2 separate regions of the Homo sapiens genome follow, and region 1 is linked to region 2. Evidence: chromatin loops called from intact Hi-C (ENCODE). Cell type or tissue: HepG2. All regions are shown on one strand. Each heading gives the region's core, and the rest is flanking DNA. Links, peaks and the distances in the headings are about the cores only.

What was found. Hi-C counts contacts between places; a loop is a spot of excess contacts. Peaks named below come from ENCODE experiments on the same cell type or tissue, not always from the same donor. Only the 100,000 strongest peaks of a DNase experiment are listed, where the experiment ranks them.
Region 1: a loop joins it to region 2, with 4 times the contacts of the local background. A loop is called at or near these places in 6 of 110 quality-filtered maps.

The regions. Positions count from the first base shown.
Region 1 is chr16:50,518,027-50,522,411 of GRCh38, forward strand. It overlaps LOC124903772 (a long non-coding RNA gene), which reads left to right and starts at 1,044. Exons shown (of 2, transcript XR_007065196.1): 1 at 1,044-1,152. In HepG2, for the core only: no CTCF peak of the experiment used is centred there; a DNase peak (open chromatin) is centred at 2,635.
Region 2 is chr16:50,372,970-50,377,354 of GRCh38, forward strand. No RefSeq gene overlaps it. Among named protein-coding and RNA genes, the nearest start is that of BRD7, 6.2 kb to the left of the region's middle. RefSeq lists a silencer at 1,769-2,063. In HepG2, for the core only: a CTCF peak has its summit at 1,888 (motif pointing right); DNase peaks (open chromatin) are centred at 242 and 1,902.

The DNA of each region.
Region 1 (4,385 bases), core at 169-4,168, 150 kb after region 2:
TGGAGCCTGGGGCCATGGGTCTGGCCTGGGGTCACAGGGGCTGACCTGGTGTCATGGTTCACTGGGGCAGACCTGGTATTGGGGTCTATAGTGAAATCAGGTCTGTGCTGTGCTGCCCAGATTTAGGGGAGGGGTGAAGCTGTCCTTTCTACCTTTCTCAAAGTGTTTTTTCTTATTTTTGTGCTCCATCCAGGTACTGTAATGTTTCACCTGGATTCCTTAGCTTTTGTGAAGATATTTTTGTGCATGGATGGTTGTTCAAATGGATGTTTCTGGAAGGGAATATGTGCTGAAATCCTAGTCTCCCTTCATGCTGACATCACTCTCCAACCTTAGTTTGATTTAGAAAAATACAATAATGACTTTAAAAAAACACACACACCTAAGATGATGGAGTAAAATTCATGCCTGCTATACATGATTTAATTTTAATCATTTCTATCTTCACAACTGCAGTTTAGCCAACAACAAAATAATTCTATCTTTCTTGAGCATGGAGAAACTGATGATGGAAAGAAGTCAGTGAAGGATAAAATTGGTTTGTGGATTATCTGCAAAGTGGAATAATCAAGAGTTGGTTAAAATTACTGCTAGCTCTCCCCATCATCAAAATTTATAAACAACAACAACAACATTAACAATAGTGTTAAAAGCATTAGCCAGGTGCTGAGGATCTACTGTGTTAGATACTGAGTGCAAGGATCTCCAATTATGTTATTTAGTTGAATTGCCTGAAAGCCCGGTAAGGTAGGAATTTATTATTCCCACTTTATAAATAGGAGAAACTGAGGTTGAATAACTTTTTTGAAAGCACAGAGCCAGATCTTACTCTGCTTACATGGGGGATTATACAGCTGCAACAGCATAATCTCTCAAGTCAACCTGCACAGAAAAGAATGCATCATAGGCAAGGTACAGGGTGATATCAAATGGCCAGTGATAGAGGAGAAATGGACTTTGGGAGGGTCTGGATATAGAGAGCCAACTTTGGCCTTGGAGTCTGTTTCTCTCTGCACGTCAGCTGCATCTTTCTTTCCTTTCAGACATACCTCACTTGCCTGTGGTCCAGTTTGGATAGTCCCAGCACAGCTTTACAGGAATAGGCCCCAAACCGAACTTCCAAGGAGGAAGGATCTGATCGGCTCAGCTTGGGTAAAGTGTCTGCCCTTGGTCCAGGTGGCTGTTTCCAGGGAGGGTGGAGTAGGGAACTATAAATAAGGCTGTGGGGGAGGGGGACAGAGGTCAAGCCCCGAGTAGAAGGTGTGTTCTCTGAGCAGACACCTCCCTATTGTGTAGGGCAACCTGAGGCTCTGAGAAATAATTTGTCTAATATCACCCAGCTCACGATGGACCCAGAATGGAACCACTTCCTGAGGTTTTTGAGTCAGGCAGACCTGGGTCTCAACCTTGGCCATACTGTGTAACCTTGGGCAAGTCCTTGAGCCCCCAAAACCTTAGTTTTCTCTATTCTAAAATCTAGAAAATATAAACTGCCGCATAGGATTGTTGTGTAGTGTAGATAATGTCCACTCAGCTCCCCACACGTAATAGACTCTAGTGTTAGCATCAGGCATCTCTAGGTTATGGGATGGCAGCTCGTTGGGCTTTTCTTTCCCACAATAGCTATATTGACCATAATTTCAAAATAAGAGAGAACGAATAAGTGTTCATTCCTTTTGTCTTGTACTTCTTGCATCTTGAGTCTATTATTAACCTCTGTGTGACCACCCAGCAGCTATTTGAATGCCACAGGGCCTCAATTTTCCCATCTGTAAAATGGCACAGTCATTCCCCACTCCCAATCATCTCCAGTGGCAGAGGTGAAGTTCTGGTGGGCCCAGGGATATGAAAGAAGACACCTCAAGGGAAACAATAATTTATTGCAACAGTTAAGAAAGAAAAAAAAGCCTGCATAGGGCTGAAAACTGGTTGGCTCTTTCTCTAATAGAGGTCCAGTATTGCCAGACATTCCGATTTTTTTTTTTTTCTGGAGACAGAATCTCGCTCTGTTGCCCATGCTGGAGTGCAGTGGCATAATCTTGGCTCACTGCAACCTCCACCACCTAGGTTCAGGCAATTCTCCTGCCTCAGCCTCCTGAGTAGCTGAGATTACAAGCATGCAGCACTATCCCCAGCTAACTTTTGTATTTGTTTTAGTAGAGATGGGATTTCACCATGTTGGCCAGGCTGGTCTCAAACTCTTGACTTTAAGTGTCACCCGCCCCAGCCTCCCAAAGTGCTGGGATTACAGGTGTGAGCCATCATGCCTGGCTACATTCTGATTTTTGAAAAGAAATTAGAAAGTATTTTATTTCTTTAAGAAATATTCAAATATCTGATATTTTTTCTCAATCTTTTAAAGTGTTTGAATATTCAAATTGATATTTAAATTAAAAATCATCATGGGGGCAAATAAGGCATTCCCTGGGGCCACCTTTTGAGACAACTCTTCAAAGGGAGGCAGGGAAATTTGGGGTCTTGCTTTGAAAGCTGTTCCCCACTCAAGCTCTGGTCCAAGCCTCTGACCAGGCTACAGAATTCCTGACCTCCACCGTCCCCACCGGAAGCCTCCTCCCTGCCTGGTGCCAGGGATGACTTCAGCTGGAAGACAAAGGGGCCTTCATGTTCAAAGGCCGGCAAGACGGTTCATCCTCTATCCTCCACAAACAAACAGGGTGGCTTTGATCTGGGTGGGGGTGGAGGCAGCAGCTCCAATTAGGAGATCAGCCCGTGTCTGGGCTAAAGAATGTTTGTAATAAAATAAAAGATCTAAGTGGCTGTAATGAAGGGTAATAGAAAAATGGTGTCACTCGGGATTCTCTCTGTGTTGCTCCATTTGAAGTGGATTAACTGACTGGTACAGGAGAGGGGACTAGGGGCCAGTCCCCAGAGCCTCTCCAAGCCTTCATCCTGACCTCTGCTCTGGGGTTGAGTGGGCACTACTGGGTGCACTCAGGAAGGAAGCTAGGAGAGACAGCATGACCCTATTTTCTTTTCTTTCTTCTCTTTCTTTCTTTCTTTCTCTCTCTCTTTCTCTTTCTTTCTTTCTTTCTCTCTTTCTCTCTCTCTTCTTTCTTTCTCTCTCTTTCTCTGTCTCTCTCTTTCTTCTTTCTTTTTCTCTCTTGCTGTCTCTCTTTCTTTCTCTCTCTTTCTTTTCTTTCTCTCTTTCTCTCTCTCTTTCTTTCTCTTTCTCTGTCTCTTTCTTCTTTCTTTTTCTCTCTTGCTCTCTTTCTTTCTCTCTCTTTCTTTCTTCTTTCTCTCTCTCTCGCTGTCTCTCTTTCTCTTTCTTTCTTTCTTTCTCTCTCTTTCTCTTCTTTCTTTCTTTCCCTTCCTTCCTTCCTTCTTTCCTTCCTTCCTTCCTTCTTTCCTTTCTTTTTTTCTGAGACAAGGTCTCTTTGTGTCACCCAGACTTGCGTGTAGTAGTGCAATCATGGCTCACTGTCACCTCAACCTCCTGGGCTCAAGCGATCCTCTCACGTCAGCCTCTCAAGTAGATGGGACCAGGCATGCGCCATCATGCCCAACTGATTTTTAATTTTTTTGTAGAGATGGGGTCCTGCTATTTCGCCTAGGCTGGTCTTGCATTCCTGGGCTCAAGCGATCCACCCACCTTGCCTCTGGAGGTGTTGGGATTACAGGCACGGTGGCTCGTGCCTGGCCAGACCTTCTTTTCTGAAGCATGAAACTCCTCACCTTTGCAGACACAGCCACTTCCACCCTCCTTCACTTGACACATTTAAATCAAGGTGGTCCCCAGTGACTCTCCTTTGGGGAAAGATGTTCCTGCTGTTCCTGGCTTTTGTTATCCTGCTGTGAGGTTGCTTCACTCTTGGAGCCTACTGCATGGAGTTCAGTCTTGCATTACAGCAGGGCTTGGGCTATTTCCTGCTACAAACTCTTTCTTTGAGGGCAGGAACCCTTGTGGATTGAGGATGGCACAGTTCTTCCTCAGCTTTTACATCCACTGGACTCAGTGTGGAGGAAGCTTGCAGGAAAGACTTTGAGTTAGAGTCAACGGTTTGATATGCAAACTTACAAAAAAGGAGGCACAGAGGTGGTATCTCCAACATGCCAACTGCTTTGTGTTCATTATCAGGACTGACACATATGGTTGCTCAGATTGTGCACTGCACAATCACCAGGTATGCCTTCTACAGCTTAGGGAATGATTCCTTTCATCATTCCATTTATCTTCATGATAATGCTGCGAGGCAGTCATTTGGCTCTCAAATGAGGAAACTGAGGCTCCAAGGGGCTGAATGATATCCCCCAAAAAAGATGACTGAACTAGGAATATGGAGCCTTCTGGACCCCCTGAAGCTCTCGTGTCACCACATCGGGCTGCAATGCTGAGTATGTATTTAGTGCTGAAATGCACAGTGCAT
Region 2 (4,385 bases), core at 65-4,064:
GATACTCCATGGGGATTCCTGCCCTCTGTCCTGGGGTGGGAGGTGGCATCCCCTGAGCCCAGGCTCCCAGCAGCTCCAGCTAGTGCCTCATTTGGCACCAGGAGCAGGTCTGGGCCTTCCTGGTGCCAGCCTGATGCCAGCCTGTGAGTGCTGCTGGGAGAGGCCTCAAGAGGCTGAGGCTGGTTCAGCAGGCAGCTCTGTGGGGAATCAGTGGCCTGGGGTGATTCGCTATGACAGGTTGTTGACAGTGCAGCTTCCAGGGTTGCTCACGGTCACTGGCGGAGCAGCCCCAGCTGCTGCCTCTGAGTGAGGAAAAGAGAGAGGCGGTGGATGGCCGCCATCCACGCAGGCATGCCACATGGCCTCTGCCCACACGGTCTCAGAGCTGCTTACTGGAGGGCAGCGAGCCCAAGCCATGACACTCACGGCTGCCAACCCCAAAAGTCATTTAGCCTCAGAGCCCTTGATCAAATAAGACAGAGGCAACATCAGGACCTTCCTTCCTTCTTTCAGTTCATATTTTCTGTGTGCCTACTATGTGCTGGGGGGTGCTAGGAACACGGTGGGAGTAAAATAGACACAGCCCTGCCCTTATGGAGAGCACAGTGAGATGCATGTTAGACAGAGAACACAGACAAATATTTAATCATGGCCATGCTAACGGTTAGAAAGGAAAACAGCAAGCTGCTGTCCAGATAGTGCTCTGACCCAGGCTGAGGGCTCATCCAGGCCTAACCTGGAGGATAAGTCTTGGTTAGGTGCCCTACAAGTGGAACCTGAGGCGTGGATCTGTTGGGGTGGCAATTGGGGAGAAGCTGGGAGAGAAGCAGGACGGGGTGGGTAGAAGCAGAGAAAGAGGTGGTCCCAGCCTCAGCCCCGTGCCACAGTGGTGGCGGGGCGAGGGGGGATTGGGAACATCAACTGTCCAGGGAACAGTCCCACCCTGTGGGAGGTGGCTGGCCTTTTGTAGCCCATGGTGGGCAGCGAGGTCTGCCTGATTGTCGCCTATTACAGAGGTGACTCTAGTTTGTCCCAGGGCAATTCTCTGAGGGAGGTGTGCGGCTGCCTTCCGTGAGTGGCCAACACTCCCAGCTGCTGGTGATGCCCCTCCAGCAGGATGTGCCTTCAGGAGAGGTGAGCCAAGGGGGCATCAGCTGCATCTACTAAACAGGCAGAGAGGTCAGCATGTGCAAAGGCGAGGGAAAGTTGGGTGCAGTCAGGGAGGAGAGGAGAGCAGGTTTGGAGCAAGAGAGATGATGGGGACTGTGTCTGGAAGAAAGGCTGGGCTGGGCAGAGCTTTTCAAGGCATGGCAGAGATGCTTGATTTTATTTGGGATGCCCATGAAGGCAGTGGACGTGGGTGCATGGCCATATTGGCAATTTAACAAGAGCGCTTTGGCTTCTGAATGAAGGAAGAATTGGAGTGGGTTAGGAGACCGGGCAGAGAGACCAGCTTAGAAGTGATGTGGTCTTCAAAGGGGAGATGGGGGTGGCTTGGTCTAGCGTGGATGATGTGGGGATGGTGCAATGGGATAATTCAAGAGTTATGTAGGAGGAAGAACTTAGGAGGGGTTAGGGATGCCTATGCAGAACCCAAGAGGAGAATCCAAGTAGGAAGGTGAATGCATGTGTCTGGGGCTTGGAAGGGAGGTGAGACCTGAAAATAGATTTTTGGCATAGAGATGTCTTTGGAACCTCAGGAGTGAATGAGACCACCCAGGAGGAGAGAGTAGAGTGATCAGAGAAGATGGAGCCTTGAAGAGCTTCAATATTATCTAACAGGTGAATAAAGGATGAGGAAGCAGCAGAGGAGACTGAGGAGGGGGAGGGAGGCAGGAGGAGAAGCAGGAGAGTAGGACACCCAGCAGGGGAGGACAGAGCACTGGAGCCAGGTGAGGGCAGTGGCGGGCTGAGAGTGTGTAGAGGAAGGAAAGCTCGGCCAGGCTGCAGGGAGCCTCTAAGCACTGGAAGGGCTGGGGGAGGGTGGATCAGACAAGTAGACTTGTGCATGCAAGGCCACTGAGGTGATGCTGGAGAGTGGGAGGTGTGATGAGACAGAGATACAGAAGGGAACACTGAGGCCTTGAATGACAGGCTGTGGGGTGTGGACTTCCCCCTGTAAAGTGGGATAAACCAGATGAAATGGTCACCTTGGAGAAAGCTGGGCATTTTCCAGGAGCCCCAGGCTGGGGACAGACCATGAGCAGCTCAGAAATGATCCTGCAGGCCCGGGCTCCCGGTCCATCATGATTCCTTGGAGTACTGCCCTGCGGACGGGGCCCAGGATTAAATTCCCTTCACAGAAAGTCACTATGTGTTTGATAAACTCTTATCAGACTGTGGCTGTGGGCTTGTGCCATGTCACCCAGATCTCTAATTTCATAGTCCTGGCTCTGCCAAAGACTGGCTGTGAAACCTGGACATGTCTCTCCCCTATCTCCATCTAAACAGGGCTGCAGAAAGAGGAGGAGTCAGTCAGATGCGCTGACTCATGCCTGTAATCCCAGCACTTTTGGAGGCTGAGGTGGGAGGATTGCTCAAGACTGGCTTGGGTGACGTAGCGAGACCCCATTTCTATAAAAAATTAAAAATTAGCCAGGTGTAGTGGTGCATGCCTGTGGTCCCAGCTACTCAGGAGGCTGAGGCAGGAGGATCACTTGAGACCAAGAGGTGAAGGCTGCAGTGAACTATGATTGTGCCACTGCATTCCAGCCTGGGCAACACAGTGAGATCCTGTCTCAAAAACAAAAAAAAAGGTAAAAAGATAAAGAAAGAGGACTCGACTGGCTGCTTTCAAGCTGTTGGTTCTAGGGAAGCACTTCTGACGCTCTGTCAGTGTCTGATAAAGACTTTGTTTTTAAAAATATGTGTGTATTTTAGGTTTTTCTTGATTCAGTTATTTAGTTTTAAACCTATTTATTGCCTAAGTAATTAATGTTTGTTATAGACCAATTGAAAATACAAATAGGTGTAAGGAAGATATTTCAAATTGCTCATAATCTCACCACTTTCTGTAATAGTTTGGTATATGTCATTCCAGATATTCTCCAGTGGTGTTTTTTTTTTTTTTATTAGAGTTTGGTGGTGATTCTTTTCTCCCTGCCTCAGGGGATAGATTCATGATACCCCTTTATTGAGCCTGGCTACTCAAAGATTGGTCCAGGGACGGCTGCATTGGCAGGACCTGGGAGCTTGGTAGAGATGCAGAGTCTCAGGTCCCACCTCAGGATTGTAGAATCGGAATTCACATTTTAAACAAGATTCCTGGGTGATTCATATATGTGTATTAAAGTTTGAGAAGCACTATTCTGGAACATTAGCTTATACTTAGACTTAATTTTCTTGGACAAGAGAAAGGGAACATTTCTGAAGTTGGAACAACTAGACATCAAAAGGAGACCCTTTGACAAAACCAGATAAACTAAAAGGTTCTTTTTTTTTTTTTTTTTTTTTTTAACTCATAAGCCCACAGAAAGATGGAAAATATCTGAGGGACTTTTCATTTACTTTATTTATTCATTTATTTTAGAGATGGGGTCTTGCTGTGTTGCCCAGGCTGGAGTGCAGTGGCTATTCACAGGGGCGATCGTAGTGCAGAACAACCTTGAACTCTTGGGTGCAAGCAATCCTCCTGCCTCAACCTTCCAAGTAGCTGGGACTACAGGCGTGTGCCACTGCACCTGGCGTTTACCCCAATTATTTAAAAAGTTTCTTTTTCTTTCTTTTTTTCTTTTTTTGAGACTGAGTCTCACTCTGTTGCCTAGGCTGGAGTGCAGTGGTGCAATCTCGGCTCACTGCAAGCTCCGCCTCCTGGGTTCATGACATTCTCCTGCCTCAGCCTCCCGAGTAGCTGGGACTATAGGTGCCCGCCACCAAGCCCAGCTAATTTTTCGTATCTTTAGTAGAGACGGGGTTTCAACGTGTTAGCCAGGATGGTCTCGATCTTCTGACCTCCTGACCTCCTGATCTGCCAGCCTCGGCCTCCCAAAAAAGTATTTTTAACTATTAAAAAAGAACAGTGATAGAATGCTAGAACTTATTCCTTCTATCTAGTAATTTTGTATTCATTAACCAACTTTTTTTTGTGTTTGTTTGTTTTTTGTTTTTGTTTTTCCTGTGAAGCTTTTATTTTGGGCAGAGGGCAGGGAGCTCAGTCCTTCCTGGCAGCTGCTTTCTTCATGGCCGCCAGGACGTGGCTCAGCTCCTCTCTCTTCGTCTTGGCATAGATGTGTGTTAAGCAACCTCTTTCTATCTGCCTTCCCTATTCTTCCCAGCCTCCAGTTACTACCCTACTTCCTGCTCTAGCCTACCCTCTACTTCCATGAGATCAACTCCTTTAGCTTCCACATATGAGTGAGGGCAAAGGATTTAGCCTTTAATCCTGC